Regions from separate parts of the Homo sapiens genome. Here regions 2 and 3 are each linked to region 1. Evidence: chromatin loops called from intact Hi-C (ENCODE). Cell type or tissue: heart left ventricle. All regions are shown on one strand.

Region 1 (8,000 bases):
AAGTAAGGTAATATCATAGCGTCTAAGAGACTGGCAGGTTTTCTAAGTTCATAAAGACCACAGACACACAAAGAAAGAAGACTGTATCCAACACAAAGGCATGAACTTGGCAGACTGCTGCTTTATTCTCATATCGCAGGGCCTCCTATAGAGACACTTTGCTATCTGAACTTCGCACAACTCTGCAAAGATAAATGAAGCAAAAACGATAGTCAACTCAATGCTCTGAAATTAAGGGGGCAAATTAGGGGACACAGATGATCTGAAATAGTAAACAATCAGATCGCCTGTAAAGACTTCTAATGAAGGAAATTTGCCAAGGGTCTAGAACATAGTAATTGCTTAACAGATGTTACCTATTGTTGCTGTTTAGTTAAACATTCCCTTACATTTGAATAAGATGTACTCAAGATTCTGATAATTTGTCAGATCTTCGGTAATTCTGTTCTGCATGTTTTTACTGGGTCCAGGAACAAAACAACCATAGACTTACAGAATTTCAGATTGGGAAGAAATCTAAGAAAACAAGGCCCGTGGTCCTTATCTGGAGATGGTACTGCCCTCCTCACCTTATTTGACTGGGAGTCATTACTGGTATTTAATGGGTAGGGCCGGATTTGCTAACCATTCTACCGAGCATTCCCACCTCCATGCCCAAATGCCCAGAGCACATCCACTGACATCCACCCCTCCACCCCTGAATGCCAACAGCACTTCCACTGAGAAACATCGATTCTGATTCCAGTTCTAACTTTACAGGTGAGGATACCAAGGCTTGGAGAGCACCAGCTTAGTGCTTTCAGCATACATAGGGTCAATATCCATCTGATGAATGGATAAATGAATACCATTCACTCTGTTTGAGGATGCCCAGCCACTAAGAGACAGTGCTGGGAGCACCCAGTGAACCAGATTCTATGGCCTGTGCTAGCGAAGTTGGCCTGGATACCTAACTCAGGGGAATCAAAGAGCCTCCACAGCTCTCCATTCTCTCCCTCCTTGACTCCTGCTGCCCAAGTCATGTAATGGCAACTACACTGAAGCTTCTCTTTCTCCCCACAAGCCTGGTCTGACTCCCAAGGGCATAGCAAAAAGAGGCAATTGCATATCATTATTTTTTTTAGGAAGAGACATGCTTAAGCCTTCTTCCTTTCCAGCTTCTGCTGGGTTGTAAACAGAGAGAGGAATGAGCACCTAAGCAGAGGGGATGACATCACAAGCAAGCTGAATGCAGGATTTGCTTGAGATCAGCTGCAATGCAGATAATCAGCGAATAATTAAGAGGTGCTTTATTTATTTTTAAAACTCTTTCCCTCTCATGCATGGGAGGGACTGTATCCCGTGTGTGTGTCTCTTTTTCAGTGGTCTTCCCAATATGCTGTCAGCTTAGGGGCCAGGTACGATGTCAACGTGGCAAGCCTCAATTCCAGCCACTCCACCTTTCTTGTGGGCTGCTAAATAGACTCTTTGCTGCCTGGCTTTTTTGCTTGTATCTTCCCAGTTCCTGAAATATTCTCCTGCTTCCCCACCACCCCCATTTGTTGAAATCCTATCATTCAGAATCCAAAGTCTCACTTCTTTCCTAAAGCATCCATCCTGGTTCTCAATGACATGTCTCCCTTTTCTAAACTCCTGTGGCACTCATGTGTACGCTGTGTTTGGCATTTACCATACATTAGCCTGGGCTGTTATTTAACTTTTTGTACATGTCCATCTCCCAACTAGACTGTAAGCTTCACAAGTAGCTTACAGGGCACAAAGTAGAGCATAGAAAATATCCGTTGACTGGAAGGAGCTGAGTACCGTTCATTATGTCTACACAGTGGTGATGCCCACGTTTCCTAGGTGGTCACTGTCCCTTGTGATACTTGCCATGGAAATTGTTCAAAGGGCGCATCTCACAACAAGCCCTAACCATTCAGACCAACTAATATTTCTGAACTTCAATCCTCTTAGTAACATATTCTGCTTAGATGCTGCCTCTCTTAGAGTTTCAGTGCTCTAATCAGGCAGCCTCTTGTCTGACCATTTCTCTGTTCCCATTTGAGTTTATTATTATGCCTCTCTTCTCAAGCCTCTTCATTTTCTGTTTCTTTCTTTCCTGTTTCTTTACAGAGCAATTCTTTCCAATTCCTCTGTAATTTGCATTGTAAGCCCTTTGCCTTTCTCCCTAGGTGGGCTGATTACAAGGCATCCACCGCCTAAGAAGTCTAAGGTTAGTGGTCCATTTCTTGCATGATATGCTGAGAGGTGTGGGCCCACTGGCCCTGGGGAGGAGCAGACTGGCATCTGGATGTGTCCACCTGGGCAGGGGAGTGGTTATGGCAGCTCTTGGTGTGGTGCAGCTTCTCAGGGCAAAGCCCAACCATTCTCAGCTCAAAGGTGGTGGTTCAGAGCTGCTCCGAATCACAGGTGTGATTTCAAACCCAGGGAGGTGGCATTCACTGTCTGAGATGGAAAGGTCACTCGTTCAATCGTGCTTGAATGACACCCAGCAAGAGGAATGCATGGAACTCTCACAAGAGCAGCCAAGGTCCCCACGATTCCATGGCTGGGCATCGTAATAAAACACAGGAATAGAAAGTTCTACCCTCAGGACTCTGAACAATGGAGTTTCAGCTCTCAACTGCTTTCTCACTGACTCTCAGGTAACAGCTTAGTTGAGGCCAATTAATTATTCTCTCACTCATCCAGCCTTTTAACATGCGGAGGCAAACCAGAGATGAGATGGCGTGTGCCAACTGTCCCTTTCTGGGATTCCTGGGGCTTTGGTTTACAAATCAGCTTTGGAAAGTCTAAATTTAGACTTACCTCCCCATCTGCTCAGATCCTCCCGAACCTCATGCTTTCGACTTTCCACAGGAACTATCTCCCCAGCAAGGTGCTGACATTTCACAGACACTGCTTTCTTCCCCTCTCCTGAACACTCTGAAACTTACAGGAAGCCCTTCTCCCGAGGAGCCGCTATTTCCAGCTGAGCATGCTATGCACTGCACAGTTCTAGGTGGCACCATTCACATCGCAGTCAGTCTGACTCCAAGGCTCATGATCCTAATGAGTCACTGTGGTCTATGTGAATGGAGTCCTCTAGACCAGGCATTGGCAAACTTTTTCTATAACGAGCCAGATAACAAATATTTCCATGTTTGTAGGACATACAGCCTCTGTTGAAACCACTCAACACAACTTAATTCTGCCTTTATAGCACAAAAGCAGCCACAGACAATATACCTGAACAAATGAGCATGGCTGCATTTCAGTAAAACTTTATTTACAAAAATAGGTGCTGGGCCAGATTAGGCTTGTGGGCTGTAGTTCGTGGACCTCTGCTCTAGACTCCGTGGGAACATCCTCTAGCTCATTCACAAGCAGGTCCTGAAGTGTGTTGGGACCCGGCCCTTTTCTGGCTCCTCCTGCACTGCACTGTCTCCTTCCTCTTGGACTCAGTCTTCCTGTTGCCCCTCAAGGCGACACTATCCCAGGCCTGGCCTCCTAGGGAGCTACCTAGGAGGTGAGGCTTGGTTCAGCTCATATGCAAATTTGATGCCCTCAGGGCCCAGCTCTCCAAAAGCTACCTAATCTGGCCTAAAGTCCCTTCTAGTTCTGCAATTCTGTGGTATGGCTGATGTGCCTTGCTCCGCAACCCCACTTGCATCTTAACAGAAGCCTGCTGGAGAGATGGTAAAGAGGACATGATGAAGATGGTGGAACTGCATGTCCTGAGGGTTTACCAGAGGCCAACGGCTTCACCTGATTATTTCAGTTGGGTCTTACAACACCCCTGTGAGGTTGATATCGTCCTCCATGGAGCTCCAAGAGGGAAGTGATTTTCCCAGAGTCACCCTCTGGCAGGTGAAGAATCTGGGATGTCAACTCAGGTTGGTCCAAGTCCAACACTCACGCTCTAATCGCCATAGTATGATCTCAGCCCCAGCGAGTGACTCTTACCACAAACCATCTAGGCTCAGTGTGAGTTTTCAGGCCCAGTGAGGGAAAAATGTGGGGTAGGCACACCTTGTGGTATGTCTCAAATTAAAGCAAGAGGCAGCCACCTTTTCAGCCTTTGTTCAACCCAGTATGGAGGCCACAGTAAGCCCATTCTATGGAAAGAGAAACCAAGAAATAGAATGTTGAAATAATATTAAAAGTGGAGTAAAAAACCCTTGATTTTAAACAACCACACCCCCACCTTCCATCATGTTCTTGACCTTTAACTGTGAACCTCAGCCATGCTAGAGCCTGTGGCACAGGGACTGGGCATCCTTGGGACGAGCTGGCTGACTTGCAGGCATCCTGACTAGCACGGCCTGTAGCTGACACTGACTGTGGCCACCTACCCAGGAAACGTTCCTGCTTCCTCCTCACGAACAAACCAGGTCTGGTTCGGCCATCAGGCAGCTGAGCCTACCCAGGAATGACTCCCAGTGGGTCTAAACCAGGGTTTCTCAGCCTCAGCACTGTCAACATCTTGAGCCAAGTGATCCTTAGCAGTGGGACTATCCTGTGCACGGCTGAATGTTCAGCAGCATCCCTTGCCTCGGCCTCCTAGATGCCAGTCACACCCCCAAGCTGTGACATCTGAAAGTGTCTCCAAACACTGACAACTGTCACCTGTCGGGGAGGCACAAAATCACCTCTGGTTGAAAATCACTGGTCTCAATCAGCAGTTTTCAACAGGGTTGGTGTTGGCATTTGAGCTGGGTGCCTCGGACTCAAGGTCAAGCTGTTGGCCAGGGCTGCAGTCATCTCAAGGCTCAAATAGGGAGGAAGATCGGCTTCCAAGCTCACTCAGGTGATTACACAATGACTCCGGCCTCAGCTTCTGCAGTTCTCTCTGTTTTATGGGATTGTACCATATACTATTGCTGGAAGTTTAACAACTCTGATCCCAACCCACTAAATGCCAATAGCGCTCCCTGGTCCCTGGGTCAGACTCACATTTCCCGGAGTCCCAGGAGGTGATGTCATCTCCCAAACCCATCCCTGTTGAGGACCATGAATCTAAACCAACTGTGGTAATACAATTCCCTCTTGGCAGTGATTGCTTTAGGGGTGGTCATATGATCCTGTTCTGGTCAACAAGCCTAAGGGAAAGCCTGCTGGGGAGTCCTAAGGGAAAAGGTTTCCTTCCCAAGCAAGAAGAAATCCTACTTCCTGTTTGTGGATGCGGTTGTAGAGGAAGTGGTGTTGGTGCTGCAGCAGCTGTCTTGAGGCCACGTGGGGAGGTGGCAGAGGAGTGTGGGACCTTGCTGGCATCGCTGAGGAGCTGAGCCACGCCTGCAACTACCCACCTCCAGCTTTCTTGCCAAGAGAGACTGTTAAGCCCTACTGCTGTTTAAGACATTTTTGCTTTGGACTTTTACATTTTTTTTTACTTGAGGCTGAGATGATCTGACAGTAACTTGCTCAGCACACGGTTGGTCTAAATGGAAAGTGAGAAGAGGTAGGACACATGGCTTCTGACCTCAAGAAGCTTATATTCATATTGGGGGAGTGGAACTACAACAATAATTATGGAAACAATGCAGGAACATTCAGGGGCCAACTGTGTGATTCCTACTATAAGCGTAGCAGGAAGCAGGGTGAGTCCCATCAGTCAGAGAGGCTCTTGGAGGATGTGGAAGGCAGCTTCCCAGATGCCCCAGTGATCCTGGTTTTCAGGCCTTGTGTCATCCCCTCCCCTTAAGTGGGTGCTGGACTCACTGACTCATTTCTAAAGAATAGAATTTGGCAAAAAGAATGGGATGCCACTTCTGAGATCATGTTATAAAGAGCCTGTAGCTTCCATCTGAGGTAATCACTCTCTCCTGTTCGCTTTTGGGGAAGCTGCTGCTCCTTCTTGAGGCAGCCCTATGGGGGGATCCCTGTGAGTTCTCAGAAATGGACCTGCTGGCCACCGTGTGAGTGAGCTTGGAAGCAACCCTTCCCTGAGTTGAGCCCTGAGTGGACTACAGCCCCGCCAACAGCTTGATGGACATCCCAGGACACCTCGAGTCAGAGGCACCAACTAAACCATGCCCAGATTCTTGACTCTCAGGAGCTGCGTGGTAATAAATGTTGTTTTTAAGCCAATAAATGTTGGGACATTTGTTATACAGCGATAGCTAACTAATGGAGAGGAAGGACTTGGAGATCTGCAGTTCTTGACTTTCTAAAATAGAGAAGAGGCCTTGAAAAGCCCTCCTTGAGTCTGGGGTCCTGGGTCTCACCTGGCATGGATCTCATTAGATTCCAGAGTCAGATAGAATTCTGGGGAGGAGGGGAACCTTACCTGTCTGTTTTCACTGATGTAACCCAGGGTCCAGGGCAGTGTCTGGCATATAGAGAGGGATTCAATAAATAAATATCAGTGGACACAGGAATGGCTCCATGTTTGCAGTAAGATTTTGGTTATGACACAGTACAACCCACATGGAAAGATAAATTTAAAAAGCATCCCTGAGGCCCAGAAAAGAAAGTTTTTTAAATCCCTCCAGAGTGAGTAGGGGCTAAAAGCAGGGGTTCAAGGGAGGAGGCCACACAGGCCCCCAAAAGCATAATGACCAGAGGTGTTTCCTCACCGAGTTAAGAACTGCTGTGTAACTGCTGATCTTTACCATTGAGACTCAGCCGGGTCTCACTCTCAGCGGCGGCAGGGGGACCCCCAGGAATTAGGAGAAACAACTCTCCCTGGCTTTCCGGCTTTTGAAATTAAGCGCTGCTCCCTCCACCCCAGAGGAGTGCAGGCTGCAGTGGTTCGTGTGGAGTGACCTGTGCATGCTCAGGAACTCATTTTCCTTTGCAGAAACCCTGATATATGGGCAGATGGCTGCTCCTAATGGTGCCGCCCATGATGCCAACCTTGGGCTACAGTCCCTATGCCTGTTCCTCTCTCATGCCCAGCACCACTCCCAGCCCAGGACCTGGGATGACCCTTCACAAACACCAGCCAGCAGGACACCAACCGACCCGAGCCAAAAGCCCAGCTTAGTCTAAAATAAATACATCTCAAGCAGAGGAACCACTGACAGGCTCTGCTGCCCATGATGGGCCTCAGGTGAGCCTTCTCCCCCTGGGACGTGTGAGCCTGTGGTGACTGCAAACATCTTAAGGTCCCTGGGAGGCAGTGATGCCACCCACCCTGGGTTGTGTTTCCCTCAATACGGTTTTCTAAAGAACACGCCTGTGGGGACACTGCTGAGAAAGAAACAGGAGGGGACCCTGTTATCTTCACCTCCCTGAGGTGGGGTGGTTAGAGGAAAGAATTGAGGGAGGGAAGAGAAGTTTGCAGAAGGAACATCAGATGCTGGGTGGGGAGTTCCCTCCTCCCCAAAGAGCAAACTCCAGGAGCGTTCAGGCTTTGCTCTGTTTTCCTTTTGAAAATTACGTAACCAGCCAGGGAGAACAAAGCCTTCCCATGCCTCTCAGCGATACTAAAATAGCACGGAGAGAAATTCCGGCTGCCTCGTCGGAACTCCAGCACCACATCAGCAAAGCTGGGGAAGGGGAGCATCTGGGTCCCTGCGTGGGAAGTCTGGGAGCCGGTGGCCACGGGCATAGCACCAGCTGCACAAAGGCCCCTGCCCAGGCTGAAGGCTGAGTCCAGCTTCTGGTCCACAAGTGTGCCAGGGGGCATGTGTAGCAGGTGTGTAAATCCTTCTGATTTTAAACGACTCCTGCAACCTTTGACCCTTGTAGATTCAAGGGGAAACTTCTCTTTTTAAAGGAAGGAGATCTGAGATAGCAGAAGATGGTGGCCTCTTTCAAAATCTAAATCAGTGCAATTATGACTTCAGTGGCTAAATAAGGTGAGGCCCTATTTGGGGCTTGCTTTGTTTGGGCTGTGTTCTGAAGGGAAGTGATCCCAGCCGGATCTGAGCTTCTCAGAGGAGAGGCAGAGCCTGCATCTTTAATTCTCCCACACTGGCTTCAGTACTTATTGAATGGTGCCTGCAGGCCACTGTGCCTTCCCTGAATTGGGAGATAACTCTGTGAGCCCACATTTAATAAGCCATCATGGG
Region 2 (8,000 bases), 70 kb before region 1:
ATGAATAAGCGTAGTTTTGTTCCAATACAACCACTTGGCCTGGAGGCCATAGTTTGCTGATCCCTATGTTATTCACATAGGGTAGACCTAGGACCCCTCCTAACAGAAGTTTTCATCTTAGAATCAGAGGTGGCTGGATGAGATTGTGAACTATTACCTTTGAGGTGCCCTCTTTCCTCCTTTTTCGGTCCTCCTTCCTCTTTGGTGCTGTTTGCTGTTTGTGCTTCTCAATTCCCTCTCTCCACACTCCATTTCCTACATTCTAGCAGCCCAGGCCTCACATTGGGCTTCAAGTCTTCTTCAATATAAAATTTCAACCAGGTGTGTGGCCTGGCTCTGGCCTCCCTTCACCTGCATCCACTCAGCATGGCCACGCTCAGCAGACACTTTGGAAATAATCTGATAATTGGCTTAATAGGCTGCTCCTCTTGGCTCAGGTGCATTTCAACAGTAGAAAGTTCTTTTAGCCAAAAGACCTGTATTGTTTAAGGGTCAACTGTATTTGTTGAATTACAAATGAAGACTAACAGTTTAATATTACAAAGGGGTCGACTTCAGATGGATGGGATCTCAGGCATCTGTGAGGGGTAGCACGGGTGGGTATTTTTAGGTAGTTGGTTCCCCCCAATCTCATGATGTTGGCACCTTTTGTGACTAGAGGAGAGAACCAGCCCTGGTCAGAAGTTTTGGTGTTAGCGCCAAGATATAGTTTGAAATTCACAATATGGACACCAGGTCTCACCAGATGATTCTGGAATCACCTCCTGATTACCAATCTCTGTAGATTGTCCCCTCCCGAGTCCTTCCCCCACCCCCAAATACAGTGGCCTTCATGGGCACAGGGAGAAGCCAGCTAGGCTCTTAGCACTCTCAAAGACAGGATCAGATAATACATAAATGAATAATACATAAATAAATCTGTGTTCCAATAAAACTTTATTTGGCCTGACCTGATCAAGTTTAATAATGTTTAATAAATTTTTTAAAAACATTAGTAGTTATAACAATTCCTCTGTAATAACAGTTATATATGAACTCCTGGTCAAGGCCAGCAGCTTGTTCCTTTACCAAAAAAGTAAAGCCGCCCTCTGAGGACAAAATGGCACATGAGGAGTGGTGTACATTTCTTTTTCTTAAAGAAAAAACAAAACCCAAACACTTCCTATTTACATATTTTCCATTTAAAAGTTGGTCAGTGTGATTAATTCTGTTTTTAAATATAAGTTTCTAATGTGTTGCAGGTTTCAACGTACAAATTATAGTTTGCTGATTAGATTTAAGGTGCTGTGATGTGAGGGTGAACGCAGCCCAAGACCAACTGGTGGAATCCTCTACCTGGAAACTGGCTGGACTTCCTGTGGGTATCTTTGGGAGTGTTGGGGGAAGAGAAGGAGCTGAACACCAGTGGCAGAAATGGTAGAATGTTCCTGGGGACCAGATAGGGGCTGTCAGTGTCCCCACCCCACGCTTCTGCAGAGGGCCTGTGTCTACACACCATTACCCCATGCTCTGTGGGTGAGCACACAGGTTTGCATGCACCAAACTCACCTTAGCCTACACTATGAGGGGCATTGCTGCTTTGAGTCCCTTCCTTTGTCATGAGGTCTCCATGCTGGTGCCTGACCCCTAAGAGCCCTTGCTGTTGACACCTCTCTTTTCATATCTTCCTACCTTTCTGGATTCCTTGCCCCCAAGGTCACGACGTGCTCTCCAACACATCTCTGTAGGGTCTGCTGTTTGTCAAGGCTAAATGGATGATCAAACTCAGGAAAGTATTGATGAAGGATGTTGGGTCCCATGTGAAACCTTCTCTCCTAACACATTTGCTCTATGGCAGGACCTCACTGCTGTCCTCCAAATGAGCAGTTCATGTAGAGAACATTAGGTCCCGAGGTAGGTCTGGAGAGGCGCTGTGGTTAGGTGGGGGGGCCGGGTGTGGGGTGAAGGGGGAGTGCTGGCAGGGAGGTTGGAGGGATTCTTGGAATTGGTGCCTTCAACCTCACTGGGGTAGGACGCCCAGTGGGGAAAGAGGGCTGTGTCTTTGCGTGTCAGGAAAGTGCATAGGGAGTGCTGAGGGGGTGTGTGCACAGGCCTGGGAGAAGGGCTGATTTTACCCACAGACCCCAGGCTGTTCTGACCTGAAACGAAGATTTCCGACCATGCAGGGGTGAGGCAAATACAGGGGTGCGACAGATGAGAACATTTAAGTACTTGGGGAGCCAGGAAAGTATGCTTGGTGACTAGGAGAAACAAACTGGTTCAGTTTCCAGTTTCAGAATACAAGAAACATTGCTCTGAATAAAAGAACATCGAATGGTAATGGACAGGGAAGAAACATCTCAGACCAAGTTTCTAACAAAAAGCCAGAACGACCCCAGTAGAGGAAGACATTCTATGGTGGACAGACCCTGGCCTGGGGGCCAGGAGACTGGGATTTCAAGCTCGTCCTCACACTAAGCCTGTGATCTTAAGCGAGTGTCTCTGCCTCTCTGGGCCTAATTGCCTTTCCTCAGCTGTCAGTTGAGGCTAGTTGGGCCAGATGGTTTCGGAGCTACCTCTGCAAGATTTCTCGGCATCCTGCCACCCAGGTGGGGCCCGCAGACTGCTGTCTAAAGCCGTTTCTTCCCTGTGCACCACATGTGGTCTCCCCTTTGCTAGGAAAGTGATCAACCCCTAAGCCAGGGTCCTGTTCAAACCCGCTCCCACAGGTTAAAGGCTAGTTATTAAGGCAGTTTAAGAAATGGACATTCCTCTCGCTCCTCGGATCCTTCACGTGTTCTGCCAACCCCAAGGCAGCAGAGAGGGGCGGGAAGGGCGGCCGCCTCCTGCCAGCCCCGGCTTTCTCTGGGGGTCTCCTGCTCTGTGGGGCCTGGAGCGGCCCCTCCGCCCTCACCACCTTTCTTTGGAGAAGGCCTCGGTCTGCACGAGGTCGCCAGGGTGCTCGGGGATGCACGCACCATTGAGGTCGCCCAGTTTATTGTCCGGCAGGTCCTCGGGCTTGGTGCAGAGCTTCAGGGCGCGGGAGATGAACACGTCCAGGTCGAACTGGGGGCTGGCGCCGCCGTCCACCGGGGCCGGGCGGCCGGGGGGCGAGGCAGACAAGCGGCGCTCGGGGTCGTCGGCGGGCGGGCTGGCGTGCTCTGGGCCGCCCTGCGTGCTCTTGACCCACTGCGCGATCTCCAGGAAGAGGCTGGCCGGCTCGTCCTCGCGCGCCCCCGTGTCCGCCAGCCCCGTGGCCGTGGGGGGCGCGCCGGCCGCCTGCTTCCAGTGCGACAGGTCCAGGATGAGCTTGGGCTCCGAGTAGTGGTGCGGCTTGTTGTCGCGCCACAGCAGCTTGTCCAGGTAGGACGGCGACCCCACCTTGTAGTCGCAGGAGCGCCCGTAGTCGGCCTCGAAGGCGCGCTCCATGGACGAGTGCGACTGCTCTAGGAAGCGCTCGGAGCTGCTGTGCGAGTCCTTGCGCGGGTCCACCTGCACGTCCTCAGCCAGTGGCGCCGAACCCGCGCGCGGGTCGCGCTGTACCTCGCTGGCGTCCTGGCACCGGTCAGGCCGCCACTCCAGGTCCGACGACAGGCTCACAGGGTACCTGCAAGGGTACAAACAGAGCGGTGATTGGATGCCCAAGCCAGGTAGCTTCCGGGAGGGAGCCAAGCCCTCTAATCCCTGTTTGCCACTCACACACCTGCCTTCGACCCCCATCCCTCAAGGTGGGAGGGTGATGGACAGGTAATGGCGAGCCTTGGGGGCTCAGCTGGGGACATGGATTGTTCGGCTTAACTCTTGTGTTCTTTTGTACGCATTCGAAACCCTGCAGATATTTCCTGCGCACCTACCATGTGCCAGCACTCACTGTTCCAGACATTACTGAATACAGCAGTGAACAAAACAAACGTCCCTGTCCTCGTGAAACTTTCTAGGGGATCCACCTGTGCAATGCTTCTCAAAAGCTGATAGATGCACGAATCACCTGCGGGTCTTGCTAAAATGCAGATGTTGATTCTGTAGATCTGAGATGGGGCCTGAGATTCTAACAAGCTCCCAGCTGCTCTGATGCTGCTGGGCATTGGACCCACATTTTGAGGAGCAAGGCTCCAGTGAGTGCTTCTCAACCCTGGATCAGATTAGAGTCACATAGGGGAATTAAAAATAAAATAGCATGTCTGCCTCACTGCTTCCCCCCACCAATTCTGACTGAGTAGGTCTAGGGTGGGGACCTGATTAAGCATGTTTTGAAGATCCCCCAGGTGATTCTAAGTACAGCCAGGGCTGAGAACCCCTGCCCTGGTGGATCTGCTTGGGGGCCCCATAGCACCTTGCATTGACGCAGGGCAGGTGGGACCTACAGAAAGATTACAGACACCCTCCAGAGAAGCTGAAGATCTTTGGCATTCTGCCCCGTTCGACTGCTCTGCAGCCATGGAGAGTGAAGTCAGCTAGCCAAGAGCAAATGAAGGGCAGATGGGCAGACAGGCAGGCCATCAGCTCTGGCGGAGCCCTCCCTTCCTTGTGCGGGTGCTCTACCTAGAACCCTGGGGTTGTGGGGCAGGCAGGAGCACAGAGGACATCAGCCTGCAGCCAGCTACTCCCTGAGCAGGCCCAACAGATAGACCAAGGAGAGGCAGATTCGGCTGTGTGGGATAGACCTGGCAGCTGTAGCCCACAGAGTGTGACTGGAGAGGCACAGGAAGGCCTCAGCACTGCCCGCCTCCCAGTGACGCTGCTAGGGCAGGAATTGCTCCTACAGCTGAACCCTGCCTCCTTGATTGAGTGGCCTTGGGCAGAAATTTCCAGGAGGAAGAGTGTGTGAAGACGCTGACCCTTGGCTGCTCTATTCCAAGTGCCAAACATACATTATCTGTAGTCTTCATAGCAACCCTGTGGACTTTGTGTTATCACCCCCGCTTTACAGTTGGGAAACTAGCATTCCAAGAGGGTAAGGAGCTTGCCCACAGCAAGAAGGTCCTTTGTCATCCTCTTCCCTTGGGCAGGTGTGATGGCAAAGGTTGGGAGCACAGGTGAGGTGCACCAGGTTTAGGGGTGGTCAGGGTGGACAGGCAGCAACAAATCCTGTGACAGTTTTTCCTGGCACAACCCTATGCCACAGTCGCAGAAAGTATAGGATGACTCTCCCTGAGCCAATGTTCTTTGCCTCCAGGCTCTCTGGAGGAAGGGGAAGCTGCCGCAGGAACCACAGTCAAGGGCAGGGCTGCCCCAGGGGTGGCAGAAGACAGAGTCTTCATTAATCTCTATTTGTTGGCAATGCTTGAAAACAACAATTGACAACAACAAGCCAGCAAACCTGTCCAAAAATAGCAGCGTCGCCCTGGCCCTCCCTCAGTGCCTCCTTAATCTGAAACCCATCATCTGTCAAATGACTAAAAAGGAGAAATTGCTCATCTGTCACTTATGTAACTAGCTGTCACATTCCCCCGGCAGTGGGACTCCCAGTTAGGCCCCCTCGGAGTCCTAGCTGCTTGAGCCCTCGACTGCTGTTTCTAAACTGAGCAGCTACCAGCACTCCCTCCCAGAATTAGCAGATGGTGATGCCCAAATGTTTAGCTGCCTGATCTAAGAACGTCAGAACAGGAAAAGATCTAAGAGATCATTACGTGCCTAGGCAGAAATTGTTTAAAAATACATCTTCTACCCAACGCTGATTCATTGGTAGTGGCTTCCAGGGACACCTGTTGAGGATTCTGTAGCCAAGCCCAGTTTAGCAGGAAATGGTCCTATAATTGCTTAGCAGCGTCTGACATGGATGCAGATTGCAGAGAGGCCCATCAGGGGTGTGACATGATGCCAGTCTCTTAACCTTGCAGCTGAAGCTTCCTTGTGTGTCAATGGGCAATAATAATGTAGCCCCCGTTAATGGCATTTTTTTTTTTTTGACAGGGTCTCACTCTGCAACCTCAAACTTCTGGGCTCAAGGGATTCCCCAGCCTCAGCCTTCCCAGTGTCTGGGACTACAGCCGTGTGCCACCATGCCTGGCTAATTAAAAAAAAAAATTTGTAGAGATGGGGTCTTGCTTTGTTTCCCAGGCTGGTCTGGAACTCCTGGCCTCAAGCTATCCTCCCACCTTGGCCTCCTAAAGTGCTGGGATTACAGATATGAGCCACCGAACCTGGTTTTTAATGGCATTTTTAAGAGTTACCAACATGAAACATGAGATAGCGTTTTGTAATGGTAATCTCTGCTTTGTTTTTTTGCCTCGCCTTGTTGCAGTTTACTTTTCAAGGGCAAGTTCCCAGGCTGCTAGAAGTGAGCTCCTACCATGGTGTTCACTAAATCCTTGCGGAGCACTGTATTGAACCCCATGTTCAGTAGAGTCATGGTGAGGGAAGCTGGGGGTGTTGCACAAAGGAAGGCCTCTGACCCACACATGCAACTCACACTGGTCATTTACTGGTAGTGTCTGGGCACAAGAGAAAGGCAGGAAGCTAAGCTGGAGAAGTCGTCCAATGAGCTATGCAACTTGGGAGACAGAGGGGAAGGTCACGGAGGATTAGAGGCAAAATAGAGATGGGAGGACAGGGAAATGTGGGCTCTGGAACCCAGGGCTGCGAGCACCTGGAACTGCACGTGTCCCAGTTGGACAGCTGGCTCTGGTTAGCGGCCATCAGCACGATGTCGTCGATCTCATCCTCAATGCGGAAGGGGTGTTGTGAGGTGGGCTCGTCCTCAGGGCACGAGTATGGGCTCATGTAGGGGTGTTGCAGCCCCATCTCAGCTGTTAGGCGATCCATGGGGTTAAAGGTCAGGATCTTCTCCAGAAAGTCGATGGCTGCAGGGAGCAAAGCCGGACATGAAGGTCATTTGTTGCCCTTGTTGAGCTCAGAAGGAGATTCCTCAGCACGGTGACATTCTGTGCTGGTGTCTGTGCTTCTGCATTTGTTAAAAGGTTTTTAGCCATTTTCTTTCTCAAGACCCTTGTCACAATCCAGTGACAAAGGCAAAGCAGATGCTGCCTTCTAGATTTTGTAAATGAATTAAACAGACTCAGAGGATCAAGTGACTTGCTCAAGGTCCAGCCTCAGCCTGGGTTTCTCCAGAGACAGAACCAGAGACAAGGCTTAGGGTTGTAGGTAGTTTATGTGGTGGGGGATCCCAGCAAGCACAGGTGGGGGAGTGAGGGGGAACCAGAACAAGGCACACTCATGACAGGTTACTCCTGTGGGCATCTGGGATCCTCCAGAGACAGTGTGGGCCACACTCAGAGGTGGTTCCCCTTGCGGGGCAGGGAAGCTGGGATATTTATATACCAACTTCCCTTTGTCATGGCTTAAGGGGCTGCTGGAATGGGACGGAGGAGCCTGCTCCTGAGGAAGCCCTGAGGCTGGAGTGCCAGGTGCAGCAGTAAAAAGCCTTAGTGAGAAAGGGGAATGCTGCAGTCGAGGGGTGGGACAGGGTCTCCACAGCCCAGAGCTCCTGGGTCCGAATCCAGAGCTCTTCCTACCATATGCTGCCCCTGGAAGTTCAACAAAGGCAGACAGCCTTGATGGATGGATAGATATTACAGATACTGAACAACCAGGCTGAATTCCCCTGCTCTGCCAAGCAGTAGTCCTTTCATGTCTGGATCAAGGGGGAGTTCTGGGCAGTGGGAACCTGGGGAAGGGAAGGGACACTCAGAAGCCTTGTGCGAGAGGCTGTTTGCTAACCAGCATGAATGTATGCCAAAATTCAGCAGATAGCAGCTCTGCACACAGGCACTGGTGGCCCTTCCCTTGAGCAGGGGTGGGTGCCCTGGGAGCTCTGCTCTTGGAGCTCTGCCCTGGGTTATCTCAGCGCAAGGACTAGCCTAGAAGTTTGGATTCCTTCTCAGCACTGGCATCTCTGGAGGTCCGCTTAAATCATGACTTGGCTCCTCATGTTACAGCCCACATGGAGAGGGAGAAATGGAGCTGAGCTCAAGGCCCAGGCTGCCCATCCCTCCGAGGAGCTCCCTCGTGGGCCTCAGCCTGCACCATTAACCTGCCCCTCACACCAGCCCTGTATCTCT
Region 3 (8,000 bases), 130 kb before region 1:
TTTTAAATTATGTTTGTGGCTTGCATTATATTCCTTTTCACACAGTGCTGCCCTAGTGTATGTTTGAAAAGCCAGGCAAGCTACTCCAGAGGCTGAGGCACAAGAATCTTTCGAACCCGGGATGTGGAGGTTGCAGTGAGCAGACATCGTGCCACTGCACTCCAGCCTGGGTGACCGAGGGAGACTCCACCTCAAAATAAATAAATAAATAAATAAATAAATAAATAGCCAGGCAGCTGGGGAGAGATTTTGAGCAGGGATCCTGAGAAAGCACATTTTTTTTACGATGCTTACTGGCTCCCTCCAAGAATAAGGGTGGCTTTGATGGGGGGTTTGGTGGGCGTGAGCTACTGCAGTAGTCTCCTGTCCTGTAACGTGAGGTGTGGGGTGAGCAAGGAGGGAGGAGGTAAAAGAGAAAGCTAAGTCATTGGCAGAGGCCGAAATTCCTGCCCCTGGATGGGACAGTCACAGCCCTGACGCATGGTGGGCCTCATCAACTGGGGGCGGGGGCTGGTAGTGCAAGAAAATGCCTGAAAGCTCAACTAATCTGTCCCTCTGCCCCTGGGAAAATATCAGCTAAGTCATTTTGGCACCTGTGGGGATAGAACCAGGCTGGGGCACTGTGCCCCTGCCACCAGCTCTGTGACCTTGTGCAGGGTGCTCTTCTTCCCTGGGCTTCATTTTGCTGATCTTAAATTGAGGGAGATGAATCTGTTCAAAGACCCCACCCCTCCGACTGTGCATGCATCATTGTGTCACCTCTCACAAAGTTGAACACTTAACCTCCAGGCTGAGGGGACCCATCACCCTAGTTTGCCCAGGACTGAGGGTTTTCCTGGGTCACAGGACTTTCAGTAATAAACTGGGACAGTCCTGGGCAAACTGGGACAAGGCCAGTGGCAGAGCTGGGACTAGAAACCAAGGAGTTACCGAATGGTGTGTGTGGGAACGGGGCGGTGGGGGGACTGAACAGGAGGGGACTGGTGGGGGAGCTGAAGAACGGAACGCTCCTCTTTCTTCTTCCCGCAGCCGCCCGTGGAGCAGCAGCTGTTTCTAGAATGACTGATGGGTGCAGGAATGGGGAGAGAATATATAGGTGAGGGTTTTTGGCAATGCACTTACGTGCCTCTCCTAGCCCTCAGCTGCTGTATGGAGCCCACTAGGCCTATATGGTCGAGGGTAAGGTCCTTAATGGATCTGCTTCTGCCCACTCATTCAGTGTGAGGTTACCAGAAACAGGCTGTCCCTTCCTGTACCTCCCTCTCTAAGTAGAATCATTCTAGAACCAAGACTATCACAGGCGAGTGTGAAAATAGTCATTATTACTACTTTTATTTTTATTTTATTTTGTTTTTTTGAGATGAAATCTTGTTCTGTCACCCAGGCAGGAGTGCAGTGGCCTGATCTCGGCTCACTGCAACCTCCGCCTCCTGGGTTCAAGTGGATCTCCTGTCTCAGACTCCTGAGTAGCTGGGATTACAGGCGCCTGCCACCACGCCCAGCTAATTTTTGTATTTTTAGTAAAGACCAGGTTTCATAATGTTGGCCAGGCTGGTCTGGAGCTCCCGACCTTCAGTGATCCACTCATCTCGGCCTCCCAAAATGCTGGGATTATAGGCGTGAGGCACCGCATCGGGCCTATTACTATTTTTAAAATTAGGAACTTCTTCTCTTTTGATTAGCAATTATTTTTTATTCTGTTTCCTCAGTACTTGGTGGGGACAGCGCCCCATGTGCATCAATCACTGCAGCTGAGTAAAAGGCTGCACTTACAGTTCCTAGCATCGAAAGCCAGAGCTTTATCCAGGACACGGCTTCCTAGGGGCTTCTCTGCAGTGCAGGCCAGGCTGGTTGCTTAGGAATCCCTCAGAGTGGTGGTTAAAACTGCACATTCCTGAAAATTCTGAATGAGTAGGTCAGAGGTGGGACAAGGGAGTCTATAAGGGTGAGCTTTGAAAAGCTCCTGGTGAGTTTGGTGCACAGCCTGCTTTGGGAGTGAGCAGTGGTTCACAGTCCAGGCTGCACCTTAGAATCACCTAAAAAGCCAATGCCCAAGCTGCCCCACAGACCTATAAAATCAGACTTTTGGCCAGGCACAGTGGTTCACGCCTGTAATCCCAGCACTTTGGGAGGCCGAGGCAGGCAGATTGCCTGAGCTCAGGAGTTTACGACCAGCCTGGGCAACACGGTGAAACCCCATCTCTACTAAAATATAAAAAATTAGCTGGGTGTGGCGGCGTGTTCCTGTAGTCCCAGCTACTCAGGAGGCTGAGGCAGGAGAATTGCTTGAACCCGGGAGGTGGAGGTTGCAGTGAGCCGAGATTGCGCCACTGTACTCCAGCCTAGGCAGCCTAGGTGACAGAGCGAGACTCCATCTCAAAAAAAAAAAAAAAAAAAATCAGACTTTCTAGAGGTAAGATCTGGGTATCAATATTTTTAGAAAAGCTCCCCAAGAGCTTTAAAAATCTATCAAAGTGTATTGATGAAGACATTATGCTAAAAGCAATAAAACAGAAACTAAAGGACAAATACTGTATGATGCCACTTAAACGAGATTCCTAGAGTAGTCAAATTCATAAAGATGGAAAATAGAATGGTGGTTTCCAGGACTGGGGGGAGGGTGGATGGGGAGTTATTGTTTAATAGGTACAGAGTTTCACTTTGGGAAGATGAAACAGTTCTGGAGATGGGTGGTGTTGATATTTACACAGCAATGTGAGTGTGCTTGTGTTAGTTTGTTCTCATGCTGCTATAAAGAAATACCTGACTAGGTAATTTATAAAGAAAAGAGGTTTAACTGGCTCACAGTTCCACAGGCTCTACAGGAAGCATGACTGGGAAGGCCTCAGGAAACTTCCTATCATGGCAGAAAGCGATGGGGAATCAGGCACATCTTACAAGGCTAGGGCAGGAGGAAAAGAGAGTCAGGTGTGGGGGGATGCGCTACACACTTTTAAACAACCAGATCTCATAATAACTCACTCACTATCACAAGAACAGCACTAAAGAAGAAATCTGCCCCCATGATTCAATCACCTCCCACCAGACCCCACCTCCAACATTGGGGATTACTCAAGATTTGCGCGGGGACACACACCCAAACCATATCAGTCCTCAATGCCACTGAACTGTACACTTAAAAACAGTTAAAATGGTAAATTTTATGTATGTATATTTTACCACAATCAAAAAGGGGGTGTTGACTAAAGTGTGCCTTTGTCTTCCTAGTCCCTTAGTTCTCCCCAGAAAAATCATATTACCCAGTTTCACATTACCTAGTTTCTTCATTATCCTTCCAGACATATTCTATGCACTTATAAGCACATTGGAATATAGGTATTTTTTTTCACATCGATGTGGAAACATTACACGTTTACATGATGCTTTTTTTTTTTTTTTGATGGAGTCTCACTGTCACCCAGGCTGAAGTGTAATGGCACGATCTCAGCTCACTGCAACCTCTGCCTCCCAGGTTCAAGTGATTCTCCTGCTTCAGCCTCCCAGGTAGGTGTGCACCACCATGCCCAGCTAATTTTTGTATTTTTAGTGGAGACAAGGTTTCACCATGTTGGCCAGGCTGGTCTTGAACTCCTGACCTCAAGTGATCCACTGCCTCTACCTCCCAAAGTGCTGGGATTACAGGTGTGAGCCACCACGCCTGGTCTACATGCTGCCTTTTTAATTTTTAAAAACTTATTTATATTATTAATTAATTTGAGACAGAATCTCGTTCTGTTACCCAGGCTGGAGTTCAGTGGTTTGATCATGGCTCTCTATAGCCTCCACCTCCTGGGCTCAAGCCACTCTCCCGCCTCAGCCTCCTGAGTAACTGAGAAAGAATTTGTAGAGGGGTGAGTGGGGAGTGGAGGGCCAGCTGCCTTCACAGCCCCGGTACCTTGGCTGCCAAACATCTCCAGCCCTGGGTTCTGCACTCACAGCAGTGGTGGCCACCTCAGTCAGAGGGGGGGACACCAAAGCTGCTCAGTGACCAGAGGAGGGCGACAACATCCCTGCTTTTCACCCTCTAAGAGCCATTCTTTCAACAGACAGGTTTAGACTCTCCAGACCACACTTGGAATTCTCACACCAAGGAAGGCTTTGTTCTGTTGCAGGGGAAGGAGAGGGAACCACTCTTCATAGCAAAGGCTTGCAATTTCTTTTCATTCATATCTCCAGCCTTTAAATGGGTATTTGTTGAAGCCTTTTGATGTGCTTTGTGCTAATCGCCTAAGGATTACACTGCCTTGTCCTATGGGAGCAGTAGCCTCTGCCCTCCTGTATCTCTGGCCACAGGTATCTTTCTACTGCTGAGGTGCCCCAGCCCAGTCCACTCACCTTGGCTTGGGCTGCTCCAAGGGAAGCACTTCTCCTTGCTTTCCTGGGCTGGCTAATTTCCCCTCACTGTTTCAGAATCCATGCCATGCCCCTTCTGTGTGTGTGTGTGTGTGTGTGTGTGTGTGTGTGTGTGTGTGTTTGGAGGAGGGGTGTGTACAATTCACATAATATAACATTAATCATGTAACCATTTAAAAGCGTACAATTCAGGCTAGGATGAAATGTACACTGATTATGGGCTCATACCTGTAATCCCAGCACTTTGGGAGGCCGAGGCTGGCGGATCACTTGAGGTCAGGAGTTTGAGACCAGCCTGGTCAACATGGTGAAACCTCATCCCTACTGAAAATACAAAAATTAGCCAGGCATGGTGGCGCACACCTGTGATCTCAGCTACATGAACTGCTTGAACCTGGGAGGCAGAGGTTGCAAGCGAGCTGAGATCATGCCACTGCACTCCAGCCTGGGCAAAAGAGCAAGACTGTCTAAAAAAAAAAAGTGTACAATTCAATGACATTAGTACATTCATAATTTTGTGCAGCCTTTACTACTATGTAGTTCTGGAACATTTTTATTACTTCCAAAGGAAATTCTGTACCCTTTATTCAGTCACTCCCCTTTTCCCCTTCCCCCTAGTCCCTAGCAATCACTAATCTGCTTTCTGTCTCTATGGGTTCACCTGTCCTGGACATTTCTTATAAATGGAGTCATACAATATATGGCCTTCTTTGTGTCTGACTTCTTTTGCTGAACATGTTTTTAAGGTTCATCCACACTGTAGCATGCATCAGTACCTCATTCCTTTTTATGCTGGACAATATTTCTGTGCATGGATTTACCACATTTTGTTTCTCCATCCACCTGTTGATGAACACTAGTTAGATCGTTTTCACCTTTGGCTGCTGTGATAAAGCTGCTATGAACATCAGTATACATGTATCTGTTTGAGTCCCTGCTTTCAAGTCTTTTGGGTGTATATCTAGGAGTAGAATTGCCAGGTCATATCGTAAGTCGATGTTGAACCACCAAACTGTTTTCCACAGTGGTTCACCATTTTTCATTCCTGCCAGCAATGTACAAGGGTTCCAACTTCTCCACGTCCTCACAAACACGTATGTTCCATTAAAAAAATTATGTCCATTCTAGTCAGTGTGAGGCGGTATTTAATTATGATTTTGATTTGCATTTTCCTAATGACTAATGATATTGAGCATCCTTTTATGTGCTTGTTGGCTGTTTGTATATCTTCTTTAGAAAAATATCTATTCAAGTCCTTTTCTCATTTAAACTATTGGGTTGTCTTTTTGTTATTGAATTGTAAGAGTGCCTTATACATTCCCAATACTAGACTTTTATCAGATATACGATTTTTAAATATTTTCTCCCATTCTGTGGTCTGTCTTTTCACTTTCATTATAGTATCTTTTGATGCAACAAAATTTTTCATTTTTGTTTTTGTGAGACAAAATCTGGCTTTATCACCCAGGCTAGAGTGCAATGGCATGATCTCGGCTGTCTGCAACCTCCGCCTCCCGGGCTCAAGCCATCCTCCCGCCTCAGTCTCCCAAGTAGCTAGGACTGTAGGCATACACCACCATGCCTGGCTAATTTTTGGATTTTTTTTTGTTTTTTTTGTAGAGATGAGGTCTAATAAAAGCCAACTAGATCTTTCAAACTCAATTGGTGGAAATTTGGTTCTTTGATAATCTGAACTTTATTAAGAAAATAAATTTCTCACTGTTTCTTACTTTTTTGTTGTTGTTGTTGAGACCGTCTTGCTCTGTCGCCCAGGCTGGAGAGCAGTGGCGCGATCTCGGCTCACTGCAACCTCTGCCTCCCAGGTTCAAGCGATTCTCCTGCCTCAGCCTCCTGAGTAGCTGGGGTTACAGGCACGCGCCACCACACTTAGCTAATTTTTGTATTTTTAGTAGAGATGGGGTTTCACCATGTTGGTCTGGCTGGTCTCGAATTCCTGACCTCATGATCCGCCAGCCTTAGCCTCCAAAAGTGCTGGGATTACAGTTGTGAGCCACCATGCCCAGCCTGTTTCTTACTTTTAATTGGTCTTTGTTTGCCTCTCAATTCTTAAGCCTCCTCTCCCCCAGTAACATTTCCCCCACCCCATGACAGCCACCCACTTTCATTGGTATTTCCTTTACCTTATCACCAATAACTCCACTTTCCATAATCATAGTTTCAGAAACCCCAGGCTCCAACCACCACCTCATATGTCATCAGGGAATTGCAAATTAAAAAAATAAGGTATCACTACACACCTATTAGGATGGCTGAAATCCAAAACACTGACAACACCAAATGCTGGTGAAGATGTGGAGCCACAGGAACTCTTCTTCACTGTTGGTGACAATGCGAAATAGTGCAGCTACTTTGGAGGACAATTTAGCAGTTTCTTATATAGCTAACATAGTTTTACCATATGACCCAGCAATCACACACCTAGGTATTTACCCAAATGAGTTGACAACTTAGGCCTACACAAAAACCTTAACACAAATATTTATGGCAGCTTTATTCATAATTGCCAAAATTTAGAAACAACCAAAATATCCCTAATATATATGAATGGATAAACAAACTACAGTACACCATGCAATGAAATATTATTTAGTAATTTAAAAATGAGCTGTGATGCCATGAAAAGATATGGAGGAATCTTAAATGCATATTGCTAAGTGGAAGAAGCCAATCTGAACCCACATACTATATTATTATGGAAAAGTCAAAACTATGGAGACAGGAAGATCAGTGGTTGCCGGGGGCTAGCAAAGACAGAAAAAGAGGTAAACTTGTAGAGTACAAAGAATTTTTAGGGCAGTGAAGCTGTTCTGTATGTTACAGTAATGACGGATAGATGACATTATACATTTGTCAAAACCACAGAACTCTACAAACAAGTGTGAACCCTAATGTAAACTGTGGAGTTTAACTAATAATAGTGTATCAATATTAGTTCATCAACTGTAACGGATGTATCACACCAATGCAAGATATTAATAATAGGGGAACTGTAAGGGGAAAGAAGGAAGTGAATGGGAATTCTCTGTATTTTTTGCTCAATTCTTCTGTAAACATAAAACTCTTTAAAAAAAATTTAAACCTCTTCAGCCAAAAAAAAAAAAAAAGAGAGAGAGAAAGTACTTTTTCTGTGCCATTGTTCCCTTTTGCTGTCTTTGAATGTTGTTTACTTGAAACTATAATGTTGAGAACTGCTGTATCTATCCCATCTTGCAACTATGAAGGCACAAAGTGGAGAACAAAATCCAGCACCTTGAGGTGAGCAGAATTAAACAAAACAAAACAACAGTAAAATTGTTTTTAAAGACGTTGAAGGTTTGGATTAACTGTCCCTGAAACTGTCCTATCTCCAGACTTCTTTTTGTAAGAAAATAGATTTCTCAGCAAGCATGGTGGCTCATACCTGTAATCCCAACACTTTGAGAGGCCGAGGCGGATGGATCACCTGAGGTCAGGAGTTTGAGACCAGCCTGACAAATATGGTGAAACCCCGTCTAATACTAAAAATACAAAAATTAGCCAGGTGTGGTGGCAGGCACCTGTAGTCCCAGCTACTTGGGAAGCTGAGGCAGGAGAATCACATGAAACCAGGAGGCAGAGGTTGCAGTGAGCTGAGATCATGCCACTGC

What was found. Peaks named below come from ENCODE experiments on the same cell type or tissue, not always from the same donor. Only the 100,000 strongest peaks of a DNase experiment are listed, where the experiment ranks them.
Region 2: it touches region 1 in a loop (3-fold over the local background); 9 of 110 quality-filtered maps call a loop at or near these places.
Region 3: it touches region 1 in a loop (2.3-fold over the local background); 20 of 110 quality-filtered maps call a loop at or near these places.

Annotation. Positions count from the first base shown.
Region 1 is chr18:50,654,272-50,662,271 of GRCh38, reverse strand. The region is part of intron 1 of MAPK4 (mitogen-activated protein kinase 4); the gene reads right to left. Among named protein-coding and RNA genes, the nearest start is that of MAPK4, 98 kb to the right of the region's middle. In heart left ventricle, a CTCF peak has its summit at 3,011; a DNase peak (open chromatin) is centred at 6,929; H3K27ac peaks cover 7,053 bases.
Region 2 is chr18:50,724,744-50,732,743 of GRCh38, reverse strand. It overlaps MAPK4 (mitogen-activated protein kinase 4), which reads right to left. Exons shown (of 6, transcript NM_002747.4): 5 at 6,569-6,782; 6 at 918-3,586. The coding sequence ends at 2,890. Among named protein-coding and RNA genes, the nearest start is that of MRO, 91 kb to the left of the region's middle. In heart left ventricle, no CTCF peak of the experiment used is centred here; DNase peaks (open chromatin) are centred at 4,412 and 7,757; H3K27ac peaks cover 3,312 bases.
Region 3 is chr18:50,780,937-50,788,936 of GRCh38, reverse strand. No RefSeq gene overlaps it. Among named protein-coding and RNA genes, the nearest start is that of MRO, 35 kb to the left of the region's middle. In heart left ventricle, a CTCF peak has its summit at 3,989 (motif pointing right); no DNase peak of the experiment used is centred here.